Regions from separate parts of the Homo sapiens genome. Here regions 1 and 2 are each linked to region 3. Evidence: read pairs that join two places in POLR2A ChIA-PET (ENCODE). Cell type or tissue: OCI-LY7. All regions are shown on one strand.

The links. ChIA-PET counts read pairs that join two places held together with the same protein. Peaks named below come from ENCODE experiments on the same cell type or tissue, not always from the same donor. Only the 100,000 strongest peaks of a DNase experiment are listed, where the experiment ranks them.
Region 1: POLR2A ChIA-PET joins it to region 3 with 25 read pairs; 4 of 35 experiments call an interaction of 5 or more read pairs at or near these places.
Region 2: POLR2A ChIA-PET joins it to region 3 with 31 read pairs; 13 of 35 experiments call an interaction of 5 or more read pairs at or near these places.

The regions. Positions count from the first base shown.
Region 1 is chr1:226,354,439-226,356,938 of GRCh38, forward strand. No RefSeq gene overlaps it. Among named protein-coding and RNA genes, the nearest start is that of LIN9, 47 kb to the left of the region's middle. In OCI-LY7, no CTCF peak of the experiment used is centred here; DNase peaks (open chromatin) are centred at 783, 1,413 and 1,913; H3K4me3 peaks cover 2,500 bases; H3K27ac peaks cover 2,500 bases.
Region 2 is chr1:226,332,607-226,335,106 of GRCh38, forward strand. It overlaps the pseudogene LOC101060016. Among named protein-coding and RNA genes, the nearest start is that of LIN9, 25 kb to the left of the region's middle. RefSeq lists an enhancer at 626-1,180. In OCI-LY7, CTCF peaks have their summits at 1,009 (motif pointing left) and 1,218; DNase peaks (open chromatin) are centred at 475 and 985; H3K4me3 peaks cover 945 bases; H3K27ac peaks cover 1,317 bases.
Region 3 is chr1:226,126,222-226,128,721 of GRCh38, forward strand. It overlaps the pseudogene LOC112268255. Among named protein-coding and RNA genes, the nearest start is that of ACBD3-AS1, 21 kb to the right of the region's middle. In OCI-LY7, no CTCF peak of the experiment used is centred here; DNase peaks (open chromatin) are centred at 1,190, 1,520 and 1,830; H3K4me3 peaks cover 1,914 bases; H3K27ac peaks cover 2,500 bases.

The DNA.
Region 1 (2,500 bases), 230 kb after region 3:
GGACCCACTACCCACAAAAGTGCCCGTGTCTCAGCTTCTGTGCACAATTTCTAGGGCATGACACGCTCTCAGGCCACATTCTTCACTCCCTTTGTCCTTGCTGACATCCTGCACCGTGCCTGATACTCTAACTCCAGCCTTCCTGCAGCTGTGGGGCACAGGCATGTGCCCCAACCCCTAGGCAATGAGATGAGAAGACAGGACTATTGGGAACAATGGAGAAAAGTTTTTCTCTCTGGTAAAAGATGAGGGGGTAACTCTCCTTTCCTGCCTCTGGATGGTGGTGCTAGGTGTCCAACTGCCATCTGGCAACCATGAAAAGCCAAGAGAAACAGAGAAGCAGAATTAACCAACGCTGCAAACATCAATTTTTAAAAATTTTTATTAAAAAAAAATTGAGACAGAATCTCACTATGTTGCCTCACCCAGGCTGGAGCACAGTGGCGCCATCTCAGCTCTCTGCAACCTCTGCCTCCTGGGTTCAAGCAATTCTCCCACCTCAGCCTCTCAAGTAGCGGGGACTACAGGCACGTGCCACTCTGCCTGGCTAAATTTTTGTATTTTTACTAGAGATGGGGTTTCACTATGTTGGCCAGGCTGGTCTCCAACTCCTGACCTCAGGTGATCCTCCCACTTCAGCCTCCCGAAGTACTGGGATTACAGGCATGAGCCACCGCACCCAACCTTGTTTTTTTAGAGTCAGGTCTCGCTGTCGTCCAGACTGGTGCAGCGATGTGATGTGATCACAGTTCACTGCAGGCCGGAACCCCGGGGCTCAAGTGATTGTGATCCTCCGACCACAGCCTCCCTAGCAGCTGGGACTACAGGCACAAGCCACCATGCCTGGCCAAGTTTTTAAATTTTTTGTAGAGACAGGGTTTCATTATGCTGCTGGGCTGGTCTTAAAACTCCTGGCCTCTGGAGATCCTCCTGCCTTGGCCTTCCCGAGAGTTGGGATTACGGGTGTGAGCCACAGTGTCTGGCTCCCACTTCTTGAAATGTGGCTTTCCTTTTTATTTTTTAAGCTGAAAGCAGCTCAACTGACAAACAGATTCCCCAAAGACCACCCAAACCAACTTTTAAGAGTTCATGGACCCAGTTTAGGAAGCATGACTAGTCTGGTCTCCTCATTCTACTGTCTTCTCTGGTCAACTTGCTTCTGCAACTAGAAATTAATCATGGAAAGGTGAAGGCAGGCTGGAATGTGGCTTTCCGAGTCACTGTGTGTTGTCTCTGAACTCTCTGGAAGAACTGGGATGAAAGGCAGTCTTCACATATGAAGAACAATAAGGTAGAAACATCACAATGGAAAAGACACGTTCTCAACCTGGCTCAATCTCAGCCTCTCTTGGGACCTCTTACCTCTCTGAGCCTGTTTCCACATCTGCCTACTTCACATTAGGTTGTCTCGAGGGACTGCACATGAAAGTGCCAGAGTAGGTTCTTGCTGGCATCTGGCTGACTTCTTCCGGACCACAGTTGTTCCACAGCATGAAGATGCAGCCTGCCACCCACGAGTGGTTCAGAGGATGATCCAGGAGGCTGAGTTGGCTGCTGCCTTCTTTCACTTTGGCCAGGAGAGCAGTGAGAGCACAGTGCACCCGGGATACTGAGGCCCTGCCACCCGCTTGTCATCAGGGAGAAGAGGCAGGAGCTGGTGCCACCATCTGCTTCTCACCACCCTCCATCAATACCCTGCTGGCTTGACTGCCTGCTGGCTCCATAGCTTGGGTTCTTGTTGGTTCACAGAAACAAAATCCTTTAAAATTATATTTCTGGAATCTTATAAAGTGCTAGGCAGACACAGAGATCACAACAGCTCCAAACTTTGTTATTGGCTCTAAACCAAAGTTGCACACTGGCTTATTCAAATCTAAAAAGCCCAGCCTGGTCCCTGGGTGAGTACCACATGGCTAAAATTAGCCTGGCCATCTGCTGAGACAGCAGCTGGGCTATTCTGAGCCCCAGCAGGCCTGCCTGAAGTGGAGCTGGGCCTGGGAGTAAGTGCTGGAGAGGCTGGACACTTCACAGTTAAGGGGACTACAGGGAGGGACATGGAGGATGAGGCCACACTGAGAGGGAAGGCCAGTGTCATGGTGATGGTTTCACAGGATAGAAAAAACACAGGATGGTTTCTGTGTCCTGTTCTCTAGTTTCTCCTCTTACCTGGAGCTTCCTTTTTGGATTCAGACTCGAGCAAAACCACTCTTTGGGATTTTAACAATAATGACTAAGATTTATGAAGCACTTATTATAGGTCAGGAACCACACGAAGTACTTTAGGAGAATCAGCACACACACTCTCAAGACAATTCTAAAAGGTAGGTACAAGATCTGGGGGATTCAGAATGGCCTGATTGTTCCTTTTACAGAGCCCATGAGAGAGGTTTGGTTGAAAGCACCAGACAGGCATGAGCCCTGGCTCAGACAACCCCAAGAATATAGGGATTCCCTTCTGTGGGCCCTGACCCCTGCCTGCCTTCATCTCTGGAAAGGACCA
Region 2 (2,500 bases), 210 kb after region 3:
GTCTTGCTCTGTCACCCAGGTTGGAGTGCAATGGCACCATCACAACTTACTGCAGCCTCAACCTCCTGGGCTCAATCAATTCTCCCACCTCAGCCTCGCCAGTAGCTGAGACTACAATTGTATGTCATCATACCTGACTAATTTTTTAAATTTTTTTGTAGAGACAAAGTCTCACTATGTTGCCCAGGCTGGCCTTGAACTTCTGGGCTCAAGTGATCCTCCCACCTCAGTCTCCCAAAGTGCTGGTGTTACGGGCATTAGCCACTGCACCTGGCATGTAATTTACAGTTAAAAAGACTAGTTCAAGTACTTACGTTGATGAATCCCATACAACACCAAAACAAAGGAAAATTATTTTCAATATAATTAACTGCAGATACATGGCTTAGTAAGACTACTAAAACAGCTCATGCCATGTATTTAAAAACAAAAACAAAAACAAAACCAAAACATGCCTGAGGCAAGGAGATTGCGGCTGCAGTGAGCTGTGATTGCCCCAGCCTGGGTGACAGAGTGAGATACTATCTCTTAAAAACAGAAAAAAAATATGAGAAAAAAAAAAGCTGTACTGAGATGGATTTTAAAATAATCTCAGAAAATAGAAAAATTATTAATAATCTTTACAGCTTTTGATTACATATCTTCATAATGATAATTTTAATCACAGGTCTCAAATTTTGTTGCAAATATATTGCCATTAGGTCTCTAATCGTAGATTATCTTTTGTTGAATATTCTGCTGATAAATAAACAACTGCTTAACATTCCAATCAAATGTATTCTCACAATTAACTACAAGACTGGTGCCACTACTGGGAAACGAGCTGAGTTAATCAGCAGTTACATCAAATGTAATGAATCCCAAATCACTTCTTTCTCTCGGTCCGTTGAAGTCATCTACGTTTTTCAGCTTGATCGGCGAGTCATTGCCACCACACCAGGATGCTTCCGTCTTTGAAGGCAGTGGTGATGGTGAAAGCAGCTAAATATGAGCGCCACCATCAGGCTGAGAAGCGGCAGAGAGTTCACCTGCGACACCACCGCATTCATCTCCCACGACCCTGTGTCCACATGCACGCTTGGGCTCCTGTTTCAGGAGTGTATCACATATCTTTAAATATTGTTATGCTACTTTACATATCATGTGAGAACCTTTTAATAATGCAACTCCATTTTCCCTTTGGAACCTTTGTGCTATTGTTTTAAGACATTTCATTTCCATTTCCATTAGAAAGTCCAAACTATATTTTTATATTTGCTTTAAATGGTCAATTATCTTTTTAGAGAAATTCTTTTAAATGAAAAAAGTATTTTATATTTACCATGTATTTACATCTCTTTCTTTCTTTTTTTTTTTTTTTTTGAGTTGGAGTCTTGCTCTGTCGCCCAGGCTGGAGTGCAGTGGCACAATCTCGGCTCACTGCAAGCTCTGCCTCCTGGGTTCATGCCATTCTCCTGCCTCAGCCTCCCGGGTAGCTGGGACTACAGGCACCCGCCACCACACCCGGCTAATTTTTTGTATTTATAGTAGAGATGGGGTTTCACCGTGTTAGCCAGGATGGTCTCGATCTCCTGATCTCGTGATCCGCCCGCTTTGGCCTCCCAAAGTGCTGGGATTACAGGCATGAGCCACCGCGCCAGGCCACATCTCGTTATTTCTTTGTGTAGATCTAATTTTTCTATCTGTCACCCATGCTGGAGTGCAGTGACACAATCACGGCTCACTGAAACCCCAAACTTCTGGGCTCAAGCAATCCCTCTATCTTTAGCCTCCTGAGTAGCTGGGACTAAAGGTGTGTGCCACCATAACCAGCTAATTTTTCTCTATTTTTGGTAGAGATTGTGTCTCGCTAGTTGCCCAGGCTTGTCTTGAACTCCTGGCCTGAGGCAATCCTCTCCCTACTGCCTCCCAAAATGCTGGGATAGGCTGGGTGCAGTGGCTTATGCCTGTAATCCCAGCACTTTGGAAGGCCGACGGGGGCAGATCACTTGAGGTCAGGAGTTCAAGACCAGCCTGGCCAACATGGCGAAACCCCATCTCTATTAATATAAAAAATATTGAAAAAACAAGGCAACAACAAAAAGCCCAAAGTGCTGGGATTACATGCATGAGCCACCGTGCCCAGCCAAAAAAATATTTCTTATAATGCCGTTCTCTGGAAATGACCTCACAGCTTTTATTTATCTGAAAATGTCTTTCTTTTCTTTTCTTCTTTTTTTTTTTTGAGATGGAGTCTTGCTCTGTCGTCCAGGCTGGAGTGCAGTGGCATGATCTCAACTCACCGCAACCTCTGCCTCCCAGGTTCAAGTGATTCTATTCTCCTGCCTCAGCCTCCCCAGTAGCTGGGATTACAGGCGCATGCCACCATGCCTGGCTAATTTTTGTATTTTTAGTAGAGACAGGGTTTCACCATTGTTGTCCAGGCCGGTCTCAAACTCCTGACCTCAAGCAATCCGCCCACCTTGGCCTCCCAAAGTGCTGGGATTACAGGCGTGAGCCA
Region 3 (2,500 bases):
AGCATTTTGGAAGATTGAGGTGGGTGAATTGCTTGAGCTCAGGAGTTCAAGACCAGCCTGGGCAACATGGTGAAACCCTGTCTTTACAAAAAAATACAAAAATTAGCTGGACATGGTGGCACACACCTGTAGTCCCAGCTACCTGGGAGGCTGAGGTAGGAGGATTGCTTGAACCACGGGAGACAGAGGTCGCAGTGAGCCAAGATTGTGCCACTTTACTCCAGCCTGGATGACAGAGCGAGATTGTCTCAAAAAAAAAAAAAAAAAGAAAAAAGAAAAAAAAAAAGCCGGGCACGGTGGCTTATGCCTGTAATCCCAGGACTTTGGGAGGCCAAGGCGGGTGGGTCACGAGGTCACGAGATCGAGACCATCCTGGCTAACACAGTGAAACCCCGTCTCTACTAAAAATACAAAAAATTAGCTGGGCGTGGTGGCGGGCACCTGTAGTCCCAGCTGCTCGGGAGGCTGAGGCAGAAGAATGGCATGAACCTGGGAGGTGGAGGTTGCAGTGAGCTGAGATCGCGCCACTGCACTCCAGCCTGGGCGACAGAGCAAGAATCCGTCTAAAAAAAAAAGAGAGAGTCCCAGTGCTAAAACTGAGAGTCCTGGGCAAACTGGAACAATTGATCACACAATAAAGTGGGGGTTCTTGGGCTGGGTATGGAGGCTCATGCTTATAATCTCAGTGCTTTGGGAGGCCAAGGTGGAAGGATTGCTTGAGCCCAGGGCTTCAAGACCAGCCTGGACAACATAGCAAGACCCTATCTCTACAAAAGAAAAAACAAGCACACACTTGTAGTCCCAGCTACTTGGGAGGCTGAGGCAGGAGGACTGCTTAAGGCCAGGAGGTGGAGGTTGCAATGGGCTATGATGGCACCTCTGCACTCCAGCCTCAGTGACAGAGCAAAACCTCATTTTGAAAACACACACATGAGGGGCGCTGGGAATAGCCGCTCATGTCGGCTGACGGAGCGGTGTGGGGCCGCATGCGAAGCTGCCTCCGCGCCTTCCCCGAGCGGCTGGCCGCCTGCGGGGCCGAGTAAGGACTTCTGCGCGCGGGAGTTCGAGGCCCTGCGGAGCTGCTTCGCCGCCGCGGCCAAGAAGACGCTGGAGGGAGGCTGTTAGGAGGGACTCTGAGCTTCACACCTGTCTGCTGCCGTGGTTGCAGAGCCCTAGTCCTGATGGCCCCCGGTGGCATACATTGAATGCCTAGGGCAGAAAGGAAGTGGGAATGGCGAAGATGTGACGTGCCTCGGTGTTAGATACTGTTTCTTCTTAACAAGTTGAGGCGTGGGTAGAGCAGGAACTGGTTTTCCAGCATTGTGTCCGTAAACCTGAGTCAGAATAAGATGTAACAGAAGCCAGATAAAGACTCTGTCAAATCCTGCAAAAAAAAAAAAAAGAAAAAAAAGAAAACACACACACACACACATGCACACAATGCATAAAGTGTTTCTGAAACTTTGGTGTGCATGAGAGACACCTGGGGACTTACAAAAACACAGATGGCTGGCCCCACCCTAGAGTTTCTAATTTAGTAGGTCCAGGGTGGGGTCCGGTAATTTGCATTTCTAACAAGTTTCCTGATACTGCTGCTGTTGCTCTTGGTTGGGGCCCAAACTTCCAGAACAACTGGTCTGAATGAAGGGCTGGGTCCGGGACCTGCAAGTCCCACTGTGCTGCTTGCCCCGGTACCTCCTCCTAAGTCTGGCCCAGCAGGAAACGGAGCGCGGGTCAAAGTCCTCTCACAGTCAACCAGGAGAAACCTGTGTCTTCCTGGCAGGGTGGCTGGGTGCTATGGAAACAAGGCTCAGCCCAGAAGTGCCCAGCCTCCTTCCCAGAAGCAACTTCAGCCTCTAGGGGAGGAGTGAAGTGAACAAACAAACGGAAGGGCAGAGCTCAGTTCCTGGATGGAAGCGGCACCTGCATGGAAGCGCCCTCAGCAACCTCAGGGCCCAGACTTCCGGGAAAGTCTCACAGGGCCCCTGGCTTGAGTTTTGGAGCTGGAAGGGAACTTTGCAATCTTGGTTCAACTTTTTGTTTTATTTTCTGAGATGAATCCTCGCTCTGTTGCCCAGGGTGGGGTGCAGTGGCGCAATCTCGGCTCACTGCAACCTCCGCCTCCCGGGTTCCAGCGATGCTCCTGCCTCAGCCTCCTGAGTAGCTGGGATCACAGGTGCCTGCCACCACGGTTGGCTAAATTTTGTATTTTTAGTAGAGATGGGGGTTTCACCATGTTGGCCAGGCTGGTCTCGAACTCCTTACCTCAGGTGATCCGCCCACCTCTGCCTTCCAAAGTGCTGGGATTACAGGCATGAGCCACCGTGCCCGGCCCAGTACATCTTTTAACTGGGCTGTGAATGACACGACTTGCTAAGACCTGCCCACTAAGAATGAGCTGCAGCCAGCACAATGTTGTCCGCTTCCAGCCACTTTCCTAGATACTCCTCCATTCCTCAGATTCCAGCCCCCACCCCAGCCTGGAACGCCCACAGTGCTT